2 separate regions of the Mus musculus genome follow, and region 2 is linked to region 1. A link is a loop called in an ENCODE intact Hi-C map of the cell type or tissue named here. Cell type or tissue: heart. All regions are shown on one strand.

Region 1 (8,000 bases):
GTGTGTGTGTGTGTGTGTGCCTACCACATGCATACCTGGTACCTGAAGGAAGTCAGAAGAATTGGAGTTACAGAGGGTTGTGAAATATCATGATGGTCCTGGGGATTGAAGTCAGGACCACGGCGAGAGCAACAAGGGCTCTTAACTACTGAGCCATCTCTCTGGCCTTAGACCCTGGCCTTGAACTCACAATTGCCCTGCCTTCAGCTTCTCAGGTGCTTTATCACAGACATGCATCCCTACACCCAGGGAAACGCCCATTCGTTTGAGTTTGAGAACATGTAGTGCTATGAAGATAAGAGTGGCCTTTAACTCAAAATGTTCCTCCTGTCTTTACCGCCCAAGTGCTGAGATTTCAGGCATATGTCATCATACTGAAATGGCCATCTTTACTAGGTGTTCCAGGTTCCCTAGGCTTTCTCAGCGGGACCCAGCCCACCCGGGGTCGTCCAGCCCTTTAATCCTATGAAAGTATCTTCCTGAGTCCTAAGGAATAAGCTGTGTTAGGGTAACCCAAGACCATCTTGTAAGGGATCAAGCTCTTGGCGCTGTGCATCTCCACAAAGACCTTAGGAAGGGGACAGTGGGACAGAAGGCAAGTAACCAGTGTATGCGACCGTGGACACCAGGTCGTCAGAGGGTCTGCATTCTTGGAGTGAGCAGGATCACAAGAAACCTCGACTCTGCCTGTTACCTTATGGACACGGACAACCTCCGGTTGTCATCTCCCTTTCCAGTCTAAAGGCCACCGCTGCCCTGGTGTTTTAGGGACAAGATAGCCCACTCTCCTAATGGCCTGCCTGGCCCCATCTGAGCACCTTGGCTTGGCCAGAATCATCCCATTTTGTTTTGTGTGCTTAGGGACCAGTACCTTACTGGCTGCCAGATGACACAGCTTGGGTAACAGGCCCTGCCTGTCTGCCATGGTATCCCCAACTGCAAGGAAAGGGAAGTGGGGAGGGCAGATTTGGGGGCAGCAGTCATTCCTGACTAGGAAGTGGGAGGTATGACAGCTGAGCTGGGCAAAGAATAATGGTGTATTTTGAAGTCACTCTGATGGACGGCACTAAAAGTTAGTCTAGAAATTAGAGTGGTGCTGGAGGGGTGAGGCAGGGGAGTCACTCCAAAGGAAAGTTACACTTTCAGACTACTGAAAAACTCAAGCAGCAGAGGAAAAGCTGCCTCAAAACTCCCAGTGCAGATGTTTGTGGACCTTTGTGGTGGCATTATGCTCTGAAACATCTGTGGGAAGTTGAAAACACATCGTCACCTAACCTGTGGCCCATCATAGCTTAGTAAGACAGCATACTGCAGAGTGCCAGAAGCTGTCTCAGTACTACACAGCGCATCCCATGGGAAAGGACTGTATCATCTATCACCAGCCCAGGGAAAGACCACATCCAAAATTCACAGTATACTTTTCTATTCTGTATCACTTCACACTATTGAGGACCACCACACCACATCACCTAAGTCAGGGACCTGCCTTTAGTTGGTTTTCAAGTAGACACTTTATTAAAGGATAGCATACAAGTGCATGCACCAAGCACAGGAATAACACATAAAGACTACACACCTTTTCTTCATTTTTTATAAACAAGATCATATCGCGGGCTGGAGAGATGGCTCAGTGGTTAAGAGCACCAACTGCTCTTCCGAAGGTCCTGAGTTCAATTACCAGCACCCACATGGTGGCTCACAACCACCTGTAATGAGATCTGACGCCCTCATCTGAAGACCGCTACAGTGTACTTAGATATAATAAATAAATCTTTAAAAAAAAAATCATATCACCCACACTAGCATAAAATTTGCTGTGTAGCCAGGAATGCCTTTGAACTTCTGATCGTCCTGCCTCCACTTCCCCAGTGCTGAGATTATAGCTTGATGCCACCATGGCCAGTTTATGATGTGCTGGGAATGAAACCCAGGGCCTACCAGCTGAACTACATCCCGAGATCTTTGGGAATTGAGTCAGGGTCTATGTGGCCCAGAATGGCCTCAGACTCTTCTCTTCTCTTCTCTTCTTAGCCTGCCAAGGGCTGGGCATGCGAGCACCGGATACCAGACCTGGCCTTAAAGTGAATTTTCTTGAAGTGACTGTAGAATCAGAAACAGATTAAGAAACATCATTCTGAGAAAACCGGGACTTCCTGTGTGCCCCATAGTTACTGTCTCTTCTCTACGGCCAGGATCCCCATGGCCTGGCACTGAGATCTCACAGGGACAGAATGCATAAAAGTCAAGTGCTGGTTTCCTGCCGGACTTTTGGTCGTTTCTACCTGGGGCTGTAAGAGTTCAGAGTGTGGTGAGGCACCTTAAAACGCACTGAGCGTGTGGTTTTAGGAGGTTACAGCAGGTGCTGTCGGGTAGAGAGCAGGCTAGTCTCCAGTTGAGGATCTGGTGCTGTCCTTCTAAGGCCACACAGGATAGGTCAGTGTTTGCCCAGAGGAAAACAGAAGGGAGTGTTTTTCTATGGGAAGAGTCTGCTTATGTTAACTGAGGCAGCCTGGGGCTGCGAGGCTGCATTGCTGGTCTGACTTCTGGGCACCAAGGGGCTCCTTCCAGACTCAGACTGTTGCCTGGCATACTGCTCCAGGCAGTCCAATCATGCCAGCAATTTGAGCAGGCAATCGACAGGCCAGACCTCCTGATGTCCTTTAAAAAGAAATCATAAATTGGCTCTTAACGATCCCTATCAAATGAAGTTACATCAGAGGTGACTTGTCCAGAGGCCCGCTAAAGAAACAGAGTGCCCTGCAGGAAGAAATCACTTCACACCACTTGAAGCCTGATTAAAATGTGCCAAGCCAGGCAGTGGCTTTGTGCTTGTGATGAGTATACACTAAGTCCTGTGCTAGATGACTGTGCCGACTCCAGGCAACCCAGAGGCTGAGGTCACGGCCCAGGTGCCTCCAGCCTGCCTCTGGCTGAGAGTGTATCTATCAGGTGAATTCCAGTATTCGGGAGATGCTGGCCTGTGGCAGTCCTGGCCCAGGCTTCAGCCTCAGAACACACACTAGCATGTGAGGCACTTCCTTTGAATCTACAAGTGCCCAAGACTACTGAGAAACTAGGAAGCTTTCTAGGACTTGGAGACAGCTTGGCTTGGCTCCAGAGCATTAGATGACATTCTTCTGTCCTCTGCTGGGTGCTGCTGAGTTAGCTCCATGTGCTCAGAGTGATCTCAGAGGAACAGCACGGAAAGACTTTAAGATGGTAGAACTTTTAGAATTCCAGAAAGGTGGTCCTGACACACCCGTGACCTGCCACACACCTGCAGAACGTGGACAGACCCTCATTTCAGAAGCCCCCACCCCTTGTTGGTCTTTCCTTCCCCAGCACTGAACCCAGAACTCCTACATGCAAGGGTAAGTGCTGTATCAAGCCACTCCCCAGGTCCCCAGATGGCTGGCGTCTGCAGTTAGCATCAGTCTCCCAAACTAAGTAACCTTCATGTCATTATTGAGGATGCCACTTTAAAAAGGGGTGTGTCCTCTTTAGCTTTCACCTTTCTTACTCTCTAGTCCTCCTTCTCTCTTTCCCTTCCCCTTTCCCCCTTTCTCCACGTGGCCATGGCTGGCCTCTCCTTCTACCTTCTTTCTTCCTGCCTTTCTACAATAAAGCTCTAAAACCGGGAAAAAAAAGTCCAAGGAAATAAAAAGGGGTGTGGAGCCCAGTCACCATAGCACCACAACGTGGGTCTGAGGCCCTATCTGTAAGTGTTTCCTTCCACGCTATGCTCTGGTGTTGTGTTTAAATTCAGTAAGACCTGAGTTTCTGAGCATCCAGGATGTTCCATACTGACCTGTGTGTGAACAGTCGCCACACTTGAAGGCATCTAGTCCCCCAGTTTCTGAAATGCTCTAAGTTCTAAACTGTTTTCTCTCCTTTGCTTATTCTTTTGAAATACTTTAGATATGAGGTAGTCATCTCAATGTGAGATCACAGGATACTTTTAAACATGAATAGCTTTGAAGATGTATTTTTACGTGTGTGTGCTTGAGCCTGAGTGCAGATTCCAGGATCCAGATCCCCTGGAGCTGGAGTTATAGGTGCTTGTGAGCCTCTGTGTAGGTGCTGGGAACTGACCTCGATTATCTACACCAACAGCATCATTCACGGATCCCTATCTCCAGCCCCACGGGTGGCTAAACTTACCTCTGCCTGTCTTTACCTGTGGATCTTATAAAAAGAGTGTACCGATTTCAAGCCTTCCATAATCTTTGTCCTTTCCAGAGCGATGCCAACGGGACCGCAAAGCCGCCATTCCTCAGGTATGTATACCCTGTGCACAAGGTCAGTGGAACGTTGTCCTGTCTGCTAGGAAGTGGCCAGTGGTGCCCCATAGGCCTTTCTCAGACAGAGGAAACTGAGGCCACCCTTCTTGTCACCACTAGTTTTACAGTCCAGGAATGGGGTGGAGAGGGACAGAGCAGAACCCATGGCAGGGTAGCCTGTCCCACAGGAGACTAAAGCAGCCTGTGTGACTTGTTCCCTAGCGAGGCATAGTAAGCTGCCGCACACTTCTGTGTTCAGAACGGGCAGTCCTGGGTGTGTATGCAATATTGAATAATTTTTGCTACACAAGCATAAAAAGGACCTGAGTCCAAACCCCCAACACCCAGAGCATGCATCTGTAACCCCAGCACACCCCAGCACCAGAGGGGAAGACAGACAGATTATTTTGGGCACTTGGTGGTCAACCCACAGAAACACTCAATTCCAATCTCAACACCCCATAATGTACACAACATCAAAGTCCTGCCATGGAGGTCTTTTTTCTTTTTCTTTTTTTTTTTGGGGGGGGGGGGGTTGAATATGTCAATTTTTATACTTTCCTCCCCTATAGTGGAGAAAACCCCTTTGCCACCGTGAAACTCCGGCCAACAGTGACAAATGACCGATCAGCACCGATCATCCGATGAAGATGCAGGGGACAGTGCCAGTCCCTCTACTCGAGTTCTCACCCACAGGGCGATAGGTATACATTGCTGGACAGCAGGCACTGTCAAAGATTGCAGAGTGCCTGATGTCAATGAAGCCCCACTTGAGCAAATCAATGTACTTTCTCAGATTGACAGAGGTGGGTTTACACATTTCTGTCTTTAAGGTAAATGAGTAGCTTAGTGAATAAATCAATCATTTGAAATATTTTCTTTTCTATTCAAAAAGCAGTAAATTTGGCTCAAATTTTTAAATTTTTATTTTTAAGGAAATAGCCAGAATAAGGGATAGTCGGTGTATGCTTTTATGTCTGGCTTTCTGTAGCTGAATGCAAATAAGACCAGAGTTTTATTTTATAAAGCCTGTGTTCTTAAGTAGCATTATGATGTTCATTATATTATGTAAGTTTGCATCAGAGCATGCAAATCCAGTAAGCAGTGTAAATTATGAAAATATATTAAATATTTTTTAAATGACCCAATTTTTACCTTTTGATTAAACAAGTAGAACTCCAACCTCATTGACAGGCATTGCTGCAGAGCTGAGACAGTCAGCCTGCTTCATTGGCACTTGTAAATTTATCTCCAGGAGTTACTGAATTCAGTGTTACAAAGGTTGCCAGCAGGGGTCTCAATACGTCTGAGGGCTCTGTACAAACCAAACCAGGTAACCAAAGCCCCGTCATGGTTCTGGGGTCACCTCCTGTCACTCATTTTTTAACCAGCCACTGGCCTGTAAATAGCGATTCTGAAGCCTGGTGGGCAGGAGGGTGGGCCTGCCATTCCAGCCCAACACTGTCCCATGCGCAGACCAACATCTGCTCAGGCCACTGCATAGAGCCTTGAGCCAGAGGTCAGGCTGCCCCTACCTGCCCAAGATGTAGACCTTGTCTAGAATAGCAAATAATTAAAACCCATCCTCAGGACAGTCACTGTTGATAGAAACTTGCTGCTTATCAGATTCTCAGATCTCACCGAGAAATTATCCCCAAATTGGTCCGGGTCTATGTACAGGAAACGCCGTCCTTTCCAGCTGGGCCAAGCAGTGGCAAGCTCCCATGGGAGAGCAAGCCTGATGGCCCCATCAAGGGTAACTTAGTACAGGCCTGCCCATGCCAGTGACCTCCCTAAAGTACAGAGCCTGGGTCATGCCATCCATTACCACCGTGTTAGGCAGGTGTCCTGGCCTGATAGGGGAAATACAGTCCATGTTCTCCCTGTGACCAACCTATGTGCAGGATAAGGTGGGAAGTGGGCTGAGGACTCATGTCCTGGCTCCGCACACGAGTACAGGAACCAGTCTGCTGTGCCCTCCTAGCCCTGGGTCTCCCTCCCTTACGCGAACTTACCTTGACTGCAGACACAAAGGTTAACATTTGTTTAATGTTAATAATAAAAGAGATTTGAAACACATTTGAGCTGTAAGTGGTACCTGAGGACCAGAAGATGGCCATGGGCGGCCTCTGCATGTGACATTTCCCATGGCGAGACTTCCAGGGGGCGGTGCGTAAAAACCCATGGTCGAGCAGAACAAGCTACACAATGGTATGAATCTCATTTATTTAAAACAGTATTTCTCACCATTCTCAAAGTGAAGACTGCAAAAAATAGAAGCAGCACGTTACCCTTAGCCTTGGGGGCAGGTCGCTGCCTTCCACCTCTGCGTCACCCCTATGCCAGTCTAGCCCGCCACACTTTACAAAACAGTCCAGAAGCTTAATCAAATAAAACTATTGTACACAACATTTACATTAGAAAACATAGCTGAATGTAGGAAAACTGGGTGTGCTGTTCCCTCTAAGTAAAGACCGCTCCACAGTTGGGGCATCTTCGCTTCCTCAGTGCAAAGCAGCAGAGGAACCCAAAAGGGAACAGGACGATGGCCAGGAAGATGCCCAGGCAGGTGAAGCAGTACTCCAGGACACCAACCCTGCGGGGAGAGAGAGGCAACCAAGTTAGGACCCCACCCCCAACCTGACAGCCCATGGGTCATAGGGCGGCACGGAAGGGGACCTCACCACCTACAGAGCACCTGCCCGACCTGCAGGGGAATGTGCTCAGTCGGAACAAGCAACTAACTCACTCACTCTCTCTCTCTCTCTCTCTCTCTCTCTCTCTCTCTCTCTCTCTCTCTCACACACACACACACACACACGTACACACACACGTACACACATGCGCGCCCGCGCGCGCAACAGCCTAGGGCTAGAGTGCATAGAACTAGCTGGAACCAGTATAAACTGCCAGTGCTACCAAGGGCATCCTAGACAAACAGGGTAAAAGGTATCACCTAACGTGAATAAAGACAAGAACTTTCCGTTACACACTTACAAAAGGGGTGAGGTGGGGCTGCTGAGATGGCTCGGCAGGAAAGGACTTGCCACGGAAACCTGATGGCCTCAATCATCAGGTTGTCAAGTTCAGCCCCTCACAGGATGGAGAGAGAGAAGCAACTCCGTGGAGCTCTCCTCTGACTCTGCCTTCATACCCAACAAAAACAAGAGTGACCCAAGTGAGTCGATAAAAATTCCTACAGCGCTGGAAAACAAGACACCGCAGAAATGAAACCCACTCTAGTGTGCCTGCTGTGCTGGGGACGGAAGCCAGAGCCTCCTGAGTAGCAGGCCAAGTGCTCTGTCCACAGGCCCAGCATGCTTCTCCAGGGCTGCAAAGTCTTCTGTCCTCTAAGTGTTTAAAGAGCAATCATTTGGTTGGTGTGAAGTTAAGGAAAGCAGTCGGCCACGTTCACACACGCAGAAAGTCACTTGAGAGCTTGTAACGCCTCCTATTCAGTCTGCTCCCTACAAGCACAAGGTGGGACCCAAAGACATGGCTGCCAGGCAAAGCCGGAATCAAAATACACCCAGTGCCTGATGGGATCTCTTCTCCACGTAACTCCATCAGTGCCTGATGCGATCTCTTCTCCACGTAACTCCATCAGGCTCAAGAGCTTTTCAGAGTCCCAAAGCTCTAGACACCAAGCCTCACTTCTACCAGACACACTCTGTACTGGCTGGTTTTGTGTCAACTTGACACAGCTGGAGTTATCACAGA
Region 2 (8,000 bases), 51 kb before region 1:
TATTTTGGGAGACTGAGGTTACATGGTTTTAAATATAAGTCAACAGTCACTTTTCAAAAGTCTCAATTTACCTTAGGTGTAAACCAGAAATGTTAACTGTTGCGTGATCCTGAAGGCAACTCCCCCACCAGTGTGCGCTTCAGTTTATCTTACTTTACAGCTTAAACCTTTCATTGCAACACCATCTACTGAGTCGACATTTTGCTGGCAGCACACTTGTTTTTAGGTGGAGTTGCTTTTCCTTCAGTTCCAGCTACAGCTCCATGATTTAGAGCGGAGGAAGTGAAGTACCTCAGCAGGAGATGTGTACACTGTGTCTGACTCATGCTGACCTTGGGGACAGCCTGAAATGTCTCCGCTCCACTCCCTTTAGCAACCGGAGCTGATAACCTTCCCTTCCCTTGTCCTAACAATGCTGGGTAGATTAGCTAAGTACTGACCTGAAAAGCCTATATAAATGCAGTCTGCCGTCCTGTAAATTCTCCAGTCTTATAAAACACCAGGATAGCAGAATATTGCATGGCTTCAGTTTACATGCCGATACAGTAAAAGCCTTAATTTATATTTTTTAAAACTCTATAGTAAATGCTGAAATCAGTAAAATTACAGGAACAGGAATTTGGCCTATAATAATTTGGCTACACCTATACATGATAAATCCTCTGATCTTTTTCTCTACTTCCCCTTAAAGGTCCACCTATGAGGTATGGGGATGTAGCTCAGTGGTAGGGTGCTTCCTAAGCATGTGAAAAAAATGCAAATAGGGTCTGGAGACCTGGCTCCGCAGTTAGGAGCACTTGCTGGTTGTGCAGGGGACCAACCTGGGCTTCATTCCCAGCACCATCAGACAACTGCATATAGCTCCAGCTCCAGGGGATCTAATGTCCTCTTCTGGCCTCTCAGGGCACCTGCATGTACTGGTCATGTTCATGCACAGACATACGCAGACATGTAATTTTTTATCTTAATTAAGAAAAACAGGGCCTGGGAAGATGGCTTAGTGAGAAAAGTGGCTATCTCAAGTGTGAGGACCTGAGTCTGCTCTCCAGTTCCCATACACAGATGTCAGACGTGGTGGCACAAGCTGAGGAGCCAGAGACAGGCAGGTCACTGGGACTCATGGCTCAGCCAGTCTAACCTCGTCATCGAGCTCCAGGCCAATGGGAGGCCCGGTCTCAAAGGAGGTGGAGGTGGACGGTGCTACTGAGGATGGCACCCAAGGTTGTCTTCTCTCTGACACATGCATTCATGAGCATATGGAGACACATACACGCACTAAATAAATAACCTACTTCTCAGCTTGGCCTGGTGGCATAGGTTTGTAATTCCAGCTACTTGGGAGGCTAAAAGCAGAATTACAAAATCAAGGCTAGCCTAGAAGAACTTAGTTAGACTCTGCCTCAAAATGAAAAATAAAATAAAAAGCCTAAGGGAGTGATTCATTGGTAAAGCACTTACCTAGCCGTGGGTTCCATGTCCCGTACAGGGAGACACTTAAAAACAAACTGGGACAAAACGGCCCGGGCAGCTTCTGACTGCTCTGTGGGCAAGGAGAAGGGACCAGAAGCCATTTTAATCCAAGCTCCTGTACTCTCCGGGGCTCCAGGAAGACTGGTTTCTGCGTCTGAGTTTAGGGAAGGGTGGAGATCTTTTCCTCCAAATTCACAGTGGCTTCGGCTGGGTCTTGTTGAAATGCTGCTTCAGGGCTGGTTTGAAGGAGAAACGGTTTTTAGTTTTCAATTTAGTTATTTTACATTGTGTATGTGTGTGCGCGCGCGTGTGGGTAAGGGAGCTCACTGAAGCTAGAGACATTGGCTGCCCTGGAGCTTAAGTTACAGAGGCTGTGAGCCTCTCAGCATGGGTGCTGGGAACCAAACTCAGGTCCTCTGCAAGAACAAGATGCACTCTTACTGCTGAGCCATCTCACCATTAAAAAATAGTCTTTTTGATTACAGAAATATATTTTTTAGGATGATGAGAACCTAGCATCTGTTGCAGTAAAACCATTGTTTCTGTGGGTAGGAAAAAGAAGGAGAAAATTTGGGTTTTTGGTTTTTTTTGGGTTTTTTTTTTGGTTTTTTTTTTTTTTTTTTTGGTTTTTCGAGACAGGGTTTCTCTGTGTAGCCCTGGCTGTCCTGGAACTCACTCTGTAGACCAGGCTGGCCTCGAACTCAGAAATCCGCCTGCCTCTGCCTCCCGAGTGCTTGGATCAAAGGCGTGCGCCACCACGCCCGGCTTTGGGTTTTTTTTTTTTTTAAGTAAGTTTGTAATTTTCAGAATGCTAACATATTTCAGATGCCGTGTGTGTGTGTGTGTGTGTGTGTGTGTGTGTGTGTGTGTGTGTGTATGTATATGTGTGTGTGTGTATATATATATACCTCAGTAAAAAAATCTGTTGGTTGATTGTAACTCAGATTGTCTTTTTAGGGTATTAGGGATATAGTGCACGCTAGGCAAGCAGTCTGCAGTGAGCCATGCCCTCAGCCCTCACTGGGGAGGCCAAGCAAGTACTCTTCATAACTTCAGCCTGTTGATTTTTACTTTGAGATAGTCCCACCAAGCTCCCCTGGCTTGGCCTCACTCAGTAGCCCAAGCCAGCTTTGACTTCCTCCTGTCTCAGCCTTTTGAGTAGCTAAGATTATAGGTCTACACCACCAGACCTGGCTCTTATTTTATTTTATTGCATTTTATTTTGGTTGGTTGGTTGGTTGATTGGTTGGTTTTTGAGATGGGGTTTCTCTGTGTAGCCCTTGCTGGCCTGGAACTTGCTCTGTTGACCAGGCTGGCCTTGAATGCAGAGATCTGCCTACTTCTACCTCTGCCTCTGGAGTGCTGGCATTAAAAGCATAGGCTAGCCACCACCACCCGGCTTTCTCTTTTTAATAGAAAAATTAAATGTGTTTTCATGATACAGGTTCCTAGGCCACAGCACCCAATACACCTGGAGTAATGACATGACCCATCTGTAGTCCCAAAATGTACCTGCTCCCAGTGACCAGTTTGATGTCAGGAACTGGCTTCAGAAGCAGGCGGGGCCTTGTAAATGTCACTGAAAGTGTCAGCTCTAGAACTTCTGTAGCCAGGGGCACACTGGGACGTTGAACCTGTCTCACTCCCTCCTATTGTCTGAGTAATGATTTTATGTATCACATTCCTGTCTAGCTATGATCCTGGCAGGAAAAGCCTACTACGACGGCGTGGCCAAGATTGGTGAAATTGCCACTGGGTCTCCTGTGTCAACAGAGCTAGGTGAGCTGACCATCCATCTCTACAAAAACCTCGCCTGCTGCCCGGGAGGTAGATACCAGTGTGGCAGGTGGCTCAGATCAGGAACACAAAGGGGAACCCGCTGAGCACTGTAGTTTGAGTTCACCTTGGTACATGAAAATAGAGGTTTTTGGAAGGTAGACTGGGGCTCAGGAGCAAGGTAGGGGCCCCTTCTCAGGCCTCTGAGGAACTCTGCTCCTACCTGTGCTGCCAGGGCTCTGGCCTGTCACCTCAGATCCCTGAAGTTCCAGCTTGGAGAACTGTGACCTACATTTTGAACCAAGGTGGGTGAGACAGGCCAAGTTCTTGTGGTGACTCACCTTGTGGAAAATGACTCCTGACTCCTTCTGCGTGCCCTTGGCTCCCACTGCTTCCACACTTGCCTTTGGTTGTGATTTTTCCGGTTTTGCTGGTATGAATGGATCCCCTGTGCAGGCAAGGAGGATAGCCACACCCTGGGCAGCCCCCGGCACAGCCACGGGAAGCTGGGCTTCTATTTACAGAGCTATGCCACTGTGCTGTGGTCGTCTCCTGCAGGGCAGGGCCACTTTGCTAATAGACCCACATGCCACTCTCATCTTTCAAGCTTGTGGACTGTTTTATTGTGTGGACGCTAAGAATTCTGCGTTAAGGATTCTGAAAACACAGCGAAGAGCGAGTACGCGTTTAAAGAGTGACATGTCCGTCTCTGCTCAGTGTCCAGGAGTCTGAGAAACTCACTGACTATGTTCAAAGGCTGGAACTAGCTAGAGGCCTGATGCCTGTGGCAGGGTGTGGGGCAGGCTGGCTTCACGCTCTCTGGCTGCCTAAAACGCTGGTGAAGCAATAGACAGTCGACACAGGGTACATCTGCAGTGATGTTATATGAGGAGTTGCAGCACCACTCTGTTTAATGGAATCGATCGCATACGGTTTTTGAAACCCCGGCTCGTGCTCGGTGGGGTTTGTGACTTCCCAGTGTCATGGCGACCAGTTGCAGCTCTGAATCACCATCCGTGTAATGACATGCAGCCAGCCTATGTAGCAGATAGTAATCTCTTAGACATTTGGGGTTCTGGAAGCAGCTAAACTGATAACAGGGTTCCAAAAGTAAGAATTAGGAAGAAACATGCCATTGTGCTGGGCATCAGGGGGGAAAGGTCTGACCCTCTCATTAGCACATATGGCACTCTGACTCACCGCCATTCAGCTCTCCTTTTAATGTTTTATGGCTCTTGCCATTGTTTAAATAAGACTTCTGTTCCACACCTTACTTTATTCAGCTGCAAGTCCATAACATTGAATCAGCTATTTCCACAGCAACAGTGTTGTTATAAACACCGCCCTGACACTCCAGTTTCAGGGGAAAGTCTGCAGTGAAGGCGAAGGTTCCTTCTGCGCAGAGGGAAGGGCGAGACCGACACTCCTCTCAAGGTTCACTTTGGTCCAGTTGTCCGTTTGCTTCTGTCCACGGTCTCAGGCTTTTACACATTTACTTCCTGTATTTCTCTAGGTTAGAAAGTTCACCTCAGCAGGCTTTGCTTTGGGGGACTTAATGATATCTTCTTTTGACTTGCATAGTTTTCCTTTGGTTCTGTTTAAAATACCTTACTATATCTACTTAAACTCCCACGTGGAAGAATAGCAGTCAAGTCACGTAGTTTTAGAAAGTAGAAGAGCAAGGAGGAAGAGGAGGAGGAGGAGGAGAAAGCAGGGCTGGAGAGATGTGAATGAGTACTCGGCACACAAGCATGCAGCCCTGAGTTCAGATCCCTGGGCCGCATGTAAAAGCAGAGTGTGGCAGCACATGCCTATGTCTGTCCCATCACTCAGAGTCCCTGGGCCTTGGTGACAGGTAATCTTGAATAAATACACTCCAGATTCTGTGAGAGATACTGTCTCAAAGATGAGGTGGAAAAGCTAGTTTATTAATAAAGACACTTGACATCAACCTCTGACCTCCACAGACATGCACACATTTTCACAGATGAACACATCCCTCCTCCAAAAAGGAAAACAAGAAAGAAAAAAAAAAAACAAAAAACAAAAACAAAGTTAGATGGTATTTCCTTTGGATACCGGCTCTCATGACCTTATGAAACATGAAGTTTATTTAAGATTGTCTCAGTTTGGTTTCTAGTTCTGTGATAAAGCACCATGACCTTTTGCAACTTGGGGAGAAAAGAATGTATTTTGCTTACACTTCCGTATCAAGTTCATTATCAAAGGCAGTCAGGGCAGAGACTCAAACAAGGCAGGAGCCCAGAGGCAGCAGCTGCTTACTGGCTAGCTCCTCATGGCTTGCTCAGCCTGACTTCCTTTACCGCCAAAGACCAGCAGCCCAGAGATGACACCACCTGCAGTGAGCTGGCCCTCCCACATCAATTATCAATGAAGAAAATGCCCCAACTAGGTTGGCTAATGGTCGAGCCTGTGGTACATTTTCTTCATTAGAGTTTCTTCACTAGAGTTCCTTCCTTCCAGGTAACTCTAGCCTGTATCAGGTTGACATAAAACTAGCCAGCACAAAGACACACAAAGACAGTATGATGGATGACACATGCTTGCAATCCCACCCCCTTGGAAGCCAGAACAGAAGGATCCCAAGGTCAGCCTGGGCCATAGAGTGAGGCTCTGTCTCCAAAAAACAGGGAAAGACTGGGGCTGGTAAGATGTCTTAGCAGTGAATGTACTTGCTGCTGGCTGGCAACCTGGGTTCAATTCCAGAGACATGTTTGGGAGAAGGAGAGAACTGACTCCTTAAAAGTTGTTCTCTGACCTTCACATGTGTCCTATGGTCTGCACACACATTGTATTCATGTATTAGAAAACTTTTAAATGAAGGACTTCGGGGGCTGGCGAGATGGCTCAGTGGTTAAAGCACCAACTGCTCTTTCGAAGGTCCTGAGTTCAAGTCCCAGCAACCACATGGTGGCTCACAACCATCCGTAACAAAATCTGATGCCCTCTTCTGGAGTATCTGAGGACAGCTACAGTGAACTTACATATAATTAATAAATAAATAAATAATGAAGGACTTCGGTACAGCTTAGGGGTATACTACTTGGCTAGCACGCAGAGCTCTGAGTTGCATCCCTAGCACAGAGACTACAGTATAACTGCAGTAAGAGCATGAATCATTTCGGATGCTTCATTAAGTGTGTCTTTTGAATCTGTAGGTGAAGATGGAGTGGGGTTTTAGCCGTAGTTTCCGTTTAGGCACTCTCGCCTGGCATCTGTTCATCTGCTGCTATGTGGATAAGCTAGTGTGCTTTTGCTTAAGCGTAACAAAATGCCCAGCTTACGGTGACTGAAGCAATAGGCATGTTCATTGTTCCATGCGAGGCCTGCTGAGTCAGGCCTCAGCAAGGATTCAGACTCCATCTCTTTCTTCTTGTCTTCTACACATCTCATGTCACCAAGATAACCGCCGGTCTGATGATCTCCAAATACAGGAAGTGAACTGTCTTCCCAGGAGTGTCCTGTTAGAAAGGAACCCGAGCCCAGAAGCTCCAGCACACATACATCCCTCTATGCTTCATAACCCAGGTTAGGTCACACTTGACCATGTCTGGCTGCCAGAAAAGATTCCTTGGTGTGGCCAGCCAAGGACCGCAGAGGAGAAGGCGCAGCTGTTAGGACACAGCCCTGGTATCTGGCATCTCTGGCATTAATGATCTGGTTTCAGAGGTTGTAGGTGAAGGGCGGGACATTACACAAATGTTCCCTGCAGACATTTGTGGTGCTTCTGCATTTTGCATGTGTCTGCTTGGAGTGGCTATCCCGCCCCACCCCACCCTATGGGCTGGTATGCATTTGCCCAGCATTTGTATACATTACACCTTGTCCCCTGTTCCTGTAGGCCGATTGCACTTCTTTTTCCAGAACACCACAGCTGTCCTTCCCCGTCCAGTCCTCTTTAGAGGCAAGAATCCAAGCATAAAGGAAGCAGCACTGGGGACTCTCCGTTCCTTCTGCCCATGAGTTTTATTGCTCACCTTTGAGATCTCGTGACCATGGACTCCAGGGCATTTCCTGGGTCTGGTCTGCTCTGCTCTGCTCTGCTCAGCCGCTGCTTTCCTGTGTGAGTCCTGCAGCCTTGTGATTGAAAATTAAGGGACTGGTGGAGAAAAATTACAAACCTTCTGAAGGCTGCGACTGTGTGTAGCACCTACTCTCACCATGTACCTGTACGGTCTCTAGCATGAGTGCTGGTAGACACTGCCCACTTTTCCCAACAAGCAATCTAAGACTGTCTCACCCACTCCGTAGAGTAACCCATCCTAAATGCTTGCTGTTAACTGGGTGCCCAGCATTTCACGCACAGTTACCAAGGAGTTCTCACTGTAGGCCTGAGTGGTGGGCATAGGTGCAAGGCCTAGAGGCAAGGTGACTTGTCTCAGATCACTCACTCAGTTGATAGTCTGACTTTAGAATCTGAGTTCTTGCACTGTCACTGAGGCAAGGGGGGAGGAAGAGCCTGCCGAGGGGCCTTTCCAGCCAAGCCTGTGGTCCCAGCACTCAGAGCCTCAGTTCAAGGTTAGCCTGAGCAACATAGCCACACCTTAACTGAAAAGGGAAAGAAGGGGCTGGCAAGATGCACTTACCTCAAGCCTGAGGACCTGAGTTTGCTCCCAGGAAGCCACATGGTGGGAAGAGAGAGCCAGTTCCTGGGCACCGTCTTCTGACCACCACATGCACACACACCATGGAAAGCACTGCCCACAGCCCAGCCTCCCAAAGTTTTATGTCAT

What was found. Peaks named below come from ENCODE experiments on the same cell type or tissue, not always from the same donor. Only the 100,000 strongest peaks of a DNase experiment are listed, where the experiment ranks them.
Region 2: a loop joins it to region 1, with 4 times the contacts of the local background. A loop is called at or near these places in 1 of 42 quality-filtered maps.

Annotation. Positions count from the first base shown.
Region 1 is chr5:144,262,885-144,270,884 of GRCm38, reverse strand. Bri3 (brain protein I3) reads right to left here. Exons shown (of 3, transcript NM_018772.4): 3 at 6,312-6,876. The coding sequence ends at 6,744. It overlaps Baiap2l1 (BAI1-associated protein 2-like 1), which reads left to right. Exons shown (of 14, transcript NM_025833.3): 13 at 4,240-4,277; 14 at 4,853-6,360. The coding sequence ends at 4,928. Gm38675 (a long non-coding RNA gene) reads right to left here. Exons shown (of 2, transcript XR_868679.3): 2 at 7,066-7,426. Among named protein-coding and RNA genes, the nearest start is that of Gm38675, 8.4 kb to the right of the region's middle. In heart, a CTCF peak has its summit at 3,149; DNase peaks (open chromatin) are centred at 2,934 and 3,204; H3K4me3 peaks cover 232 bases; H3K27ac peaks cover 1,777 bases.
Region 2 is chr5:144,314,178-144,322,177 of GRCm38, reverse strand. Baiap2l1 (BAI1-associated protein 2-like 1) reads left to right here. Exons shown (of 14, transcript NM_025833.3): 3 at 3,163-3,249. Among named protein-coding and RNA genes, the nearest start is that of Dmrt1i, 40 kb to the left of the region's middle. In heart, no CTCF peak of the experiment used is centred here; no DNase peak of the experiment used is centred here; H3K27ac peaks cover 2,699 bases.